Regions from separate parts of the Homo sapiens genome. Here region 2 is linked to region 1. Evidence: chromatin loops called from intact Hi-C (ENCODE). Cell type or tissue: K562. All regions are shown on one strand. Links, peaks and the distances in the headings refer to the core of each region. The heading gives the core; the rest is flanking DNA. Region 1 has its middle 100 kb from the start of DNAJC1. Region 2 holds the start of EBLN1 (endogenous Bornavirus like nucleoprotein 1).

Evidence for each region. Hi-C counts contacts between places; a loop is a spot of excess contacts. Peaks named below come from ENCODE experiments on the same cell type or tissue, not always from the same donor. Only the 100,000 strongest peaks of a DNase experiment are listed, where the experiment ranks them.
Region 2: it touches region 1 in a loop (2.1-fold over the local background); 1 of 110 quality-filtered maps calls a loop at or near these places.

What each region holds. Positions count from the first base shown.
Region 1 is chr10:22,101,423-22,106,806 of GRCh38, reverse strand. No RefSeq gene overlaps it. Among named protein-coding and RNA genes, the nearest start is that of DNAJC1, 100 kb to the right of the region's middle. In K562, for the core only: a CTCF peak has its summit at 2,948; a DNase peak (open chromatin) is centred at 2,956.
Region 2 is chr10:22,216,227-22,221,610 of GRCh38, reverse strand. EBLN1 (endogenous Bornavirus like nucleoprotein 1) reads left to right here and starts at 3,596. Exons shown (of 3, transcript NM_001394757.1): 1 at 3,596-3,695. In K562, for the core only: a CTCF peak has its summit at 2,961; DNase peaks (open chromatin) are centred at 2,140 and 2,960.

The DNA.
Region 1 (5,384 bases), core at 142-5,141:
TGGATATGTGTCCCCTCCAAATTTCATGTGGATATGTGATTCCTAATGTTGGAAGTGGAGCCTAGTAGGAGGTGTTTAGATCATGAAAGCAGATCCCTTATGAATGGCTTGTGCCATTTTCTTGGTGATGAATGAGTGCTCACTCAGTTCATGAGAAAGCGGACTATTTAAAAAAGCCTGGCATCTCTCTTGCTCACTCTCTCACCATGTGACACACCTGCTCACCTTCACCTTCCGTGGTGAGTAAAAGCTTCCTGAGGTCTCATCAGAACCCGGGCAGATGCTGGTACCATGCTGCTTGTATAGCCTGCAGAACCATGAGCCAATTACACCTCTTCTCTTTATAAATTACCTAGCCACCGGTATTCCTTTATAGCAATACAAAACAGACTAACGCAATTACAATGTCATAAAGGAAAGGCAAAAATATAAACAATAAACCCAAGAGAGAAAAAATATATACAATAAATAAATATATACAATAAACCCGAGAGAGAGAGAGAGAAAACACACCCAGAAAACAGCTAATGAGAAGGAGCCAGAGTACAAGGTTAACATTAAAATGGAATCAGGGTAGCTGTGAATAGAGCAACTCCTTGATCTTGGGATCTTGGTGGAAGGAGAAACTATCAAGGACAAAGTATGTCCCCACACCCTACATTAGGGACATGAGCAATGTATTAAGTAGCATTGCAGCACTAGGTTCCTACAGCATGTGTCTCTGATTTGCACCCTGGTGAATGATGCAGCCTAAAAGGAGCCAAAGAAACTCTGGAGAGACTGTTATGCAGTTTTTGAGGAAACTTGTAAATATTATTCAATCTTTGGAAAATACTTATTGAGCATCTACTATGTTCCAGGCACCATTTAAGACATGAGGCATAAAACAATAGCAAAGGGTATGAAGTCTTGCAGTTCAGTACCTGCAGTTGAGTCCCTGCAAAAGACCTTTAAGCTCAAGGATCTTGCAGTCTACCTGAGGAACTTGCTACTAGTTTGTTTTGTTGAAAGATGAATAAAGTTAACGGTTGAGGGTAAATTTTAAGCTGTGGCTTGTTTCCATTTCTTTAGGCCAAGTTTTTCCTTCCATCTGTTAATATAGGCAATCCAGAATCACCTATAGAGGTATAGTTGTTGTCACTTCATTACTGGAAACAACAAAAGGTTTTTTGGTACTGTATGTATGTCGATTTATGTTTGTAATTAAAACTTAAAACACGTCATTTGAAATAAATAACCAGTATATTAGGTCATTTTGCATTGCTATAAAGGAACATCTGAGACTGGGTAATTTGTAAAGAAAAGAGGTTTATTTGGCTCACAGTTCTGCAGACTGTACAAGCATGGCACCAACATCTGCTTGGCTTCTGGTGAGGCCTTAGGAAGCTTTTACTCATGGCAGAAGGCACAGGGGAAGCAGGTATGTCACGTGGTGGGAGAGGGAGCAAGAGAGATGCCAGGCTCTTTTAGCAACCAGCTCTTACATGAACTAATAGAGTTAGAACTTACTCATTACCTCGAACACAGCACCAAGCCATTCATGAGGGATCTGTCCCCATGACCCAAACACCTGCTACTATGCCCCACTTTCAACCTTGGGGATCACATTTCAACATCAGACTTGGATACGGACAAACATCTATACCATATCAACCAGCTGGGTATAAAACTAATGTAACGGCATCGTGTAATAAAACACTGCAGAGATGTGCGGTCTTCTGCAAAGTTGTCCACACAATTCCATGGAAACGAGTCCCCCATCCCCACCACCCATAAAGTTGGGGCTAGAAATTAACACTTTCGCCCCTCCCCACAAAGAGCTGGAGTGGACACTCAGCTCTGTAGCCACCCTCGCCAAAGAAGTTTCTTCCACAAACTTCCTGCAAAATTATCTTCCACATTTTAATCCTTGTTCTCTAAATGGGAGAGGAGAGTTAAGAGTCACTGATAAATGACTCCTGTGTTCAAACGGAGAATTCTGCACTGGGTGGTGGGGGTGGAGGCTTGGTTTGTCTCCCATTCATGTGGGTATTCCGATTTCCACTGTACAGTGGACACTGAGGTCAGAAGAGTCTCACGTCCTATTTCACCTGCATCATCTCATTTAATCCTGTGATAGTGATGAGGGATTATCCTTATTTTACATAAAAGAACACTGATGTGTATAGAGGTTACGTAGGTTGTAACACTAGATGTTGGATTCAGATCTTTCTAACCCTAATCTGTGTGCTCTTAACTCCCAGACTGGCTTTTTAGTTTAAACTAAATGAAAATTGTTTTGAAGCCAAATAAAATTTAAATGTTTGGGTTTATTTTGAATTGTACTAAATGAAAAGAAATACAGCTTCAAAGGAGCACCAAATTGTTTTGTTGGAATGTGATTTTTTTTCACTTAAACCCATTGCTCTAAATCATATTCAGAAACTACAGGATTCTGAAACTCAACAGAACAAATGCTGTTATATAAATGAGCCAAAGATGGTCTCTGCGTATTGGCCCCTCAGTTGTATATTTCTTCACTGAAGGCTAAAACTTGTTAGCTCAAAGCCCACTGGTGCCAAACTCAAATCTTTACACATCCAACTATTTGAAATATAGCCCAAACGAGCAAACTGTTAGCATTTAGAGCCTGCATGCTTTATGTATCCTTTGAAACTGCATTCTGGTGTGCTGCTATTGGTAAGACAGAGCTTTGCGGGTGTAAGACCTCAAGCTGTTAGTGCTTTTCAGAGCTCCCTGACCCAGAGACTCCATGCCATGCTGCTGAGCAACATCACCCAGACACGAAAGCTCCCTCTCTGATCCTCCTCACCCCTGGAAGTTACCTTGTGCTCCTCCCTTTCTGGGTGGTGGTCCCCATGCTGTGACCCCCTTCTGTGATGGACTTCCTTCACCTGCAACCTTAAGCACCACTCAATAATGCTTCTTGTGTGTTACTGCCTCTTGTGGTCAAGATCAGCTCCACATCCCTCAAACCTTAACACAAAGACAGTGAGTAATAACTTCAGGAGTGGAAAGAGAGATTACCCATACCACTATTACTTTTCCTTTTTTAATTTTTTTTTTTTTTTTGAGACAGGGTCTTGCTCTCTCACCCAGGCTAGGGTGCAGTGGCATGATCATAGTTCACTGCAGCCTTAAACTCCTGGGCTCAAGAGATCCTCCCACCTCAGCCTCCCAAAGTGCTGGGATTACACGTGTGAGGCACTGTTCCTGGCCTACTTTTTCCTTTCTTAGTTCAAGTTCCTTAGTATTACTGGTGCATTCTTTTTCTCATTTCTCTAAGTGTGGGGGTCACTGAAGGCTTGAAACATTTATGAGCATGTCTGAGCTCTTATCTGTAGGTTGGCCTGCCCGGGGTGGATTCCAACAGCATCACCTACTAGCCTTGTCTTAAGTGTTAATATTGGCAGAATCATGGATTTAATGTGTTGGTTCATATTTCTAACGTGCATAATAAACTCAACATTACTTTTTTTAAATGCCCATGTATTCATTAAAATAGTCTTCATTGCACACTGTGGGCAACACTTTGCCTCAGTGACCACGTGCTAACTCTTTAGTGTGGCTCCCATGGGCACTCAAGGACTTCCTGCTCCCGCTACCTTTTTAGACATTTGAGCTCTGGAAATCCAGAACTTCCCTGGACTTGTTATATCACGAAACTGCCTTCGTACATGTTATGCAATCAGAAAGCGTCCTTCCCCCTTGTCAGTGTGACACAGTCTTGTTTAGATTTTGAGGCTGAGCTGGTACCTGTTCCCCGTGGCAAAGCTTCCCCTCTCCACCCTCGCAGCAGACCCCACTGCCATCGTCCTAAGTCAGAGTTGCGCCCACCCCCAGCCCGCATCTCCCCTTGCAAGGGGTACATAACACTCATCGTACACTTATCCCATTGCCTGTTGTTTGCCTGTTTCTTTGCTACTGGTCTTTGGGCTCCCAGGAAGTTAGAGACTTACAGAGTTTTTCATTTTTGATGCCTATAGTAATGCTGAACACCGAGGACTCAGTAAATGTTTTTTGTATCCATGAAAAAGTGAGAGAATGAGCGTCATGAAGATAACTGCTATTCTGTTTTCCTTTTCTTTCTTTTTTTTTTTTTTTCCTTTTTTTGAGACAGAGTCTCACTCTTTTGCCCAGGCTAGAGTGCAGTGCTGTGATCTCAGCTCACTGCAAACTCCACCTCCTAGGTTCAAGTGATTCTCCTGCCTTGGTCTTCCATGTAGCTGGGATTACAGGCGCCTGCCACCATGCCCGGCTAATTTTTGTATTATTAGTAGAGACAAGGTTTCACCATGTTGGCCAGGCTGGTCTCAAACTCCTGACCTCAAGTTATCTGCCCGCCTTGGCCTCCCAAAGTGCTGGGATTACAGGCATGAGCCGCCGCACCCAGCCTCTTTTATTTTAATAGACTTTGTTGACTTGCAGTTTGCCTGGGTGCTGAGAGTATGGAAGTAGAGAGGGCGCCGAAGGGGAGGCGGAAGGGTAGGGGAGGGAGAAGAGATTTCATGGCCCACTTTTTATGATGCTGAATCCTTGAGAAATTATTGGCTTCTAGTTCAAGACAGAGAAATGAGTGTTCTATTTACTTTTCCTGACTTCCAAAGTCCCATTAAACGCTCTGAAATGATTTATTTTTTTTGAGAAATGAAAACATAACTGGGAAAACAAGAAGGGGAGTCAACATAGGACAGAAAGTCTCAGGAAATCCTGAATGAGGAGACAGCAGGACAGGAAGCTTGAAGAAAACAACAAGTCATGGCATCCCAGTGCTTCAGAAGGCCGAGGCAGGAGGATTGCTGGAGGCCAGGAGTTTGAGACCAGCCTGAGCAACGTAGCAAGACCCTGCCTTTACAAAAATAAATTTTTTTTTAACTCACCAGGCGTGGTGGCATGCACCTATAGTCCTGGATACTCAGGAGGCTAAGGTGGGAGAATCATCTGAGCCCAGGAGTGTGCCATTGCACTCTAACCTGGATGACAGAGTGAGACCCTGTCTCTAAAAATAAATTTAAAATAAAAATAAACCTATAGCCCAAAGCAACCCTTCCCCAAGCAAGCCCTGCCCATGGCTCCTCAACAAATAAAATGCATGAGGGAGAACTGGCAGCTAACCCAGGGCCACTCATTGATGAAACTTATTCAGGACAGCTGAGACTCTGAGACCCTTGTCCCTGCCCCACTGCTCTCTCCTCTTAGAGTGCCGGCTTTGACAGAACAAGGGCTGCCCTCTAAAGCCAGCGACTTGCCTTTTGGGGCTCCTAGAATGGGGTGGGGCTTTTAAAAAGGCAAAGCAGCTTGAAATAACTCTGGACCCCCACAAGGCATAAAAGAAGAAATAAAAGGGCAGGTCTGCTTTGCCCCAGAGAGACATGCAGTCAAGT
Region 2 (5,384 bases), core at 82-5,081, 110 kb before region 1:
CTTGTTTTTCTATTCTACTCCTCATGTACTTTTCATAGGCAGCTAAAAACAAAACAAAGCAAAATAAAAACAATTAGTACTTTCAACAGTGTGCCTATAAATATCCTCAGCCAGAACTATCAGTTCCTTATGTACGTTTTCTGTTTTCCGCGTTCCTGCAGATGACAGTTTCACCACTGTCTTCGTGGGGTTTGTACCTCCTGTTAATAAATTATAATATGTCCCCTTTCCTTCAGACTCCAATAGCTATTTCGTTACTGTCTTTTAAGCCTTCAGTAATGGGCTCTTTAAGGACTTCCATCTCCTGCTTACCACCTGGTCCCAAGGTAAGGCTGCAAGTTTTTCTTAAGGCAGACACCATTTCCAAATACCAAGTTCTGTCTTATTATCTGTTGTTGCATAATAAACCACTATAAAACTCAGTGAGTAAAAACAACAACCATTTTTTATCATATGTCTTGGTTTTTAAAATTTTTCAAATTTTTTATTATTTGGTTTGAGATCGGGTCTTGCTTTGTCGCCCAGGCTGGAGAGCAGTGGCACGATCATAATTCACTGCAGCCTTAACCTCCTGAGGTCAAGCGATCTTCCCACCTCAGCCTCCTAAGTAGCTGAGACCACAGGTGTGTGCCACCATGCCCAGCTATTTTTTAAATTTTTTGTAGAGTCGAGGACTCCCTACGTTGCCCAAGCTGGTGTTGAACCCAGGACTGCATTTATTACCTGGCTTGTGGAATGTGCCCACTCTAACTATGGCAAATGGGGATGTGATGACGCTTTGGATCCTTTAGTATCAATGTGAATTCAAACCCTTGAAAAGTCAGGAATTCCTATTCCCCCAGTTCACCCACACAAATGGCTATATGTCCCTTTGGAAAAAGGACTGGGGGAATCTATCATATGTACTTGCTGTGGGTGATAGAATTCTTCCTGGGACCTGGTCTATCCTTCAGTTAACGAGTTCCTAGCCGGAGTAGTGGCTCGGATCCAGAAATGAGGCAGAATATGGTCATTTTTATTGGGTTGATTGGTCTCAATCTCCTGAAGATCCGTGGTTGATTTCTTTTCTTTTCTTTTCTTTGCCAGGCTGAAGTTCAGTGGCGTGCATCGTCATGGCTCGTGGCAGTCTCAAACTCCTGGGCTCAAGTGATCTTCCTACCTCAGCCTCCCAAGTAGCTTGGAGTACAGATGCATGCCACCATGCCTGGATAATTTTTAAATTTTCTATAGGGATGCGGGGGGTCTTACTACATTTCCTGGGCTGATCTTGAAACAATCCTCCTGCCTCGGCCTCCCAAAGTGTTGGGATTACAGGTGCGAGCCACCCCTCTTGGCCTCGATTTATCCTGATTGTATAATTTGAGTAATATGCTTATTGGCTGCTCATCCAAGATGTCCCTACAGATGCTATGTTCCATTAACCAGCTTCACATCTCTGTGAGTCAGACACCTCTCCCTCTTTCAATCCAAACTTGCCAGCCATTAGAATAATAGCCCACAATCTGCCCTTATCACTGCAGGACACTATCATCCCCATTGTTATCAGGGAGCCCAGTTCTGTACTAGTATCACCAATATCAGCCCAAGGCCACAGGGGACAGCCACACTGACCTTCACAGAGATGCTGGTGCCCCTCATCCCGATGACTTTATTGCTTTATTAAACAGTGTCCTCTGGCCCCTCCCACAGTCTGTCATTGGTGAGTGGGTTTTCTGGCACTCAACAGGGTATATTCACTCTAGAACATTTTCCTAACCTTTTGATCCTTTATTTTCCTGTCTGCCATGGAAGTTCCAGCACTTTCTCTCACATAATGTGGCCATGTTTTCTACAAGCTTCTAAGATCTTGTAGTGTGTTGTCACCAACTCCTAGGTTGCTTGTCAGGGTTAAATCCTGTTTCACAGGACAATGCTCTGTCTTGATTGACCCTCCTTTATCCAGCCTTATCTTCTACTCACTTTGATCCAACACCAAATATCCTGTCTTGGTTTGTGATGGTATATGTCAGCTCAGTCCTACATCTCCTTTTGAGAGCATCAACTCTTCCCTCTTTCAGCAGGCTGGCTCATGTTATGACTCAACCCTACTCATTTATCTGATGGCTCAAACAGGAGGTAGAAGTGGATCTGAAAGGAATGCCTGTGGCCTTGCAAGGCAGATGACTGCATCATCTTCAAGTGAGCGAGCAGTGCTGGTCTTTAACAGGATGAAGTGGGCCACTTCTATAGGCCCAGAGTCTGGGAGAATGTGGGAATTCAGGATGCCACCATGCCATGCCTTAAGGTCAACTTCTTCCCAACAAGGCCCTCTCCTCATTCAACCTCTTCCGAAGCTCTGTTACTCTTATTGTTGAGGCTCGGGCTTGATTCTTAGCCTCTTTTGGTGTTGGCTCATAGAAGATGAGAATCTCTTTATATGGTGTGGAAGAGGCTGTCTGACTTTGCTGCTTGCCTTTAATTGGTGATTAATTAACCTCAGCCTTTTGTTGTCTTCCTCTAGGGCATCCACTGTTGTCAGCAGCAGCCAATTCCCTAATCCTTGTAATTACCACTTTCTCTAGCTCTCAAAATCCTGATACTGCACCTGCCAGTGCATTCCCTTTTACTGGTATCCAACGCCAGCTCACACCGGGAATGTTTTAATACTTGCACCACTGTCTCATGCCAGAGGTATCCATGCTCCATCTATCCCCAGTGATGGGTCTTCAGTACCTGCCTGCCAGTGGGTGATCTGGCTGTGCCTGCGGTCTCATTTTAAAGCCACTTTCCTAGGATCACTTCCAGCACTAGCTGCTGCAGGTCAGATGCCCGGAGACTCTGAGATTTGCATGTACAGTTTATTGAAGAGTGCTCTCAGAAACAACTCCTTTGAGGAAGCCAGGGAGAAAATAGTACTGAGCAGAGGAAAAAGCCAAACTGAAATGCAGCTGCATCAGTAGCCTCAGCTGGCTCCAGGGGGAGCATTGAGGCTGAAAGAGCATTCAGAGATGTACCAATCCAAGGCACCAGGGCTGGGTCTTTGAATCGCTGCATTGAATTCAGTCATTGGATTGTGGGCTACCCTTGAAGAAGAGACATAAATGTATTGAGGCAACTTCCTTTAACCAAGGTCAATTCCAGAAAATGGATTCAGCTGTGAGCCATCAACAGCCAATAATTACTCCCAGCAACAGCCTTGAACCTGAAGGGGGACTGGGTGAGGGGCCATAGTATCCATGGCACAAGTCTCCTAGGAGTGGTTTCTTTTCTTATTATTTTTCCTTTTATATGTATTATTTCTTCCTGTCTTTTTAGGTCATTGTTGTTGTTTTTTTCTTTTTTGTTACACATTTGCTTTGTATACTTTAATTTTTTAAAAAACAGCAAAGTCATTAAGATTTATATTTAAACGACAGAGATTTTGCTATGCAGTTACATGGTTTGGCTGTGTCCACCTAAATCTCACCTTGAATTGTAATCCCAACTGTTGAGGCAGGGACTGGTAGGAGGTGATTGGATCATGGGGGTGGATTTCCCTCATGCAGTTCTCGTGATGGTGAGTGAGTTCTCACGAGATCTGACGGTTTAAAAGCATCTGGCAGTTCCCCTCGTCCTTGCTCTTTCTCTAGGTCCTGCTGCCCTGTGAGGAAGGTGCTTGCTTCTCCTCCTTCAGCCATGCTTGTAGTTTCCTGAGGCCTTCCCAGCCATGCAGAACTGTGAGTCAATTAAACCTCCTTTCCTTATAAATTACTCAGTCTCGGGTAGTATATTTACAGCAGTGTGAGAACGGACTAATACACCTAGTTACTCCTCTTTACATTATTTTCTAAATAGTCTGTATTTGTTGCTTGCTTTTTGACTTAGAAGTTATTTAGGAGAGACTTAATATTTAACCTTTTTCAAGTGGTTGTTTTTTCCAAAGTTAATTTTACGAATTTATGGTTATATCATGGTGTAGTCAGAGAATGTAGCCAACGTAGTATCTGCTTTTGTCATTTATTACAGTTTTCTGTTTTCCATTAAGTTTTGTTTCCATTTTTCTTGCGTATACCAAGGAAGATAAAAAATAACAATGCAGTTGAATCTGACAAACACATTGGTGTGTAATGAAATGTATGGTGTGCAGGATATACAGAAAAAGCAGAGGATATGTTTTTTCCTCTTTGTCTTTCTTTATATTACCAAAGTTCTTGGCACATAAGAAATGAATATGAGAACAGTATGAAAGTGAAGCAGTTCTCTTTATTCCTTTGTGCCTTCTCATACTGATCAGGGAAAAGAAACCAGGATGATAAGTTTTTGCACTGGTGAAACCCTATCTCTACTAAAAATAGAAAAATTAGCTGGGCGTGGTGGCACGCACCTATAATCTCAGATACTCAGGAGGCTGAGGCAGGAGAATCACTTGAACCCAGGAGGCGAAGGTTGCAGTGAGTCAAGATTGCACCACTGCACTGCAGCCTGAACAACAGAGCGAGACTCCGTCTCAAAACAAAAAAATATATATATACACATACATATATATATAAATAATTTCTGAGTATGTATTTATTGCTTTAAAAATCAAGCAACAGAATTGTTATTGTAATAAGCGTGAGAGGGTTTCCCAGGCAACATTGGATTCTGATTGGCTGAGTCAAGGTAAAATGATGCAGCGCACAAGTTTTGTGTTTTAGACTTGAAGCTCAAGTGTACTTACTTAGTTTTTGATCTCGATAAAATAGTCTTAAGGAAAATCATAAAAAATTTTGATTATGTGGATTTTGGCAAAACAGAGATGGAGTGCACATAGGGCAAGAAGTACTCGTGATTCTTGATTAAACTTCCAGTGTTTTGAAAATCAAGTTAAAATTTCTGAAGATTTATACTCCGTTTAATTGTATTAGCACAATTTATAAATTATTGCAACTTTTCACTAAAATCCTGTCCTTCCTCAGTCTTCATTGTATATGTCTAACCTATATTTTTAGAAGAGTTTTATGTGCCAAACTACCAATGATGAGAATTATATATTTCAAACAAATATTCTAAGTTTTTGAAATAAAACCACAAATAAATTACCTATTGTACATAGAATGTTGCCATCTAGATATTTTTCCAGAAGAGTAGAAAGTATTCTCATTTTGATGCAAGTAGCTTGTTTTCCTTAAAGAGGTTGTTGCCCTGTTTGAGTCTATTGGTGATAATTCAAAGTAGGTTATATATTATCTTTAGTTTTAAAAGATTTAACAAATCTAGATTGAAACAGTTTGAAGACTAAATGTTTACTGTAAATATAGTTGTAGAATAAAGAGTGAAGGAAAAATACATCACATATATGGATTGAGGGGTATGTTATCACTAATTTGTTTTTGTTTTTGTTTTTGTTTTGCAATGTGTTTGTACATGCCAGATGAGGTGTCCCT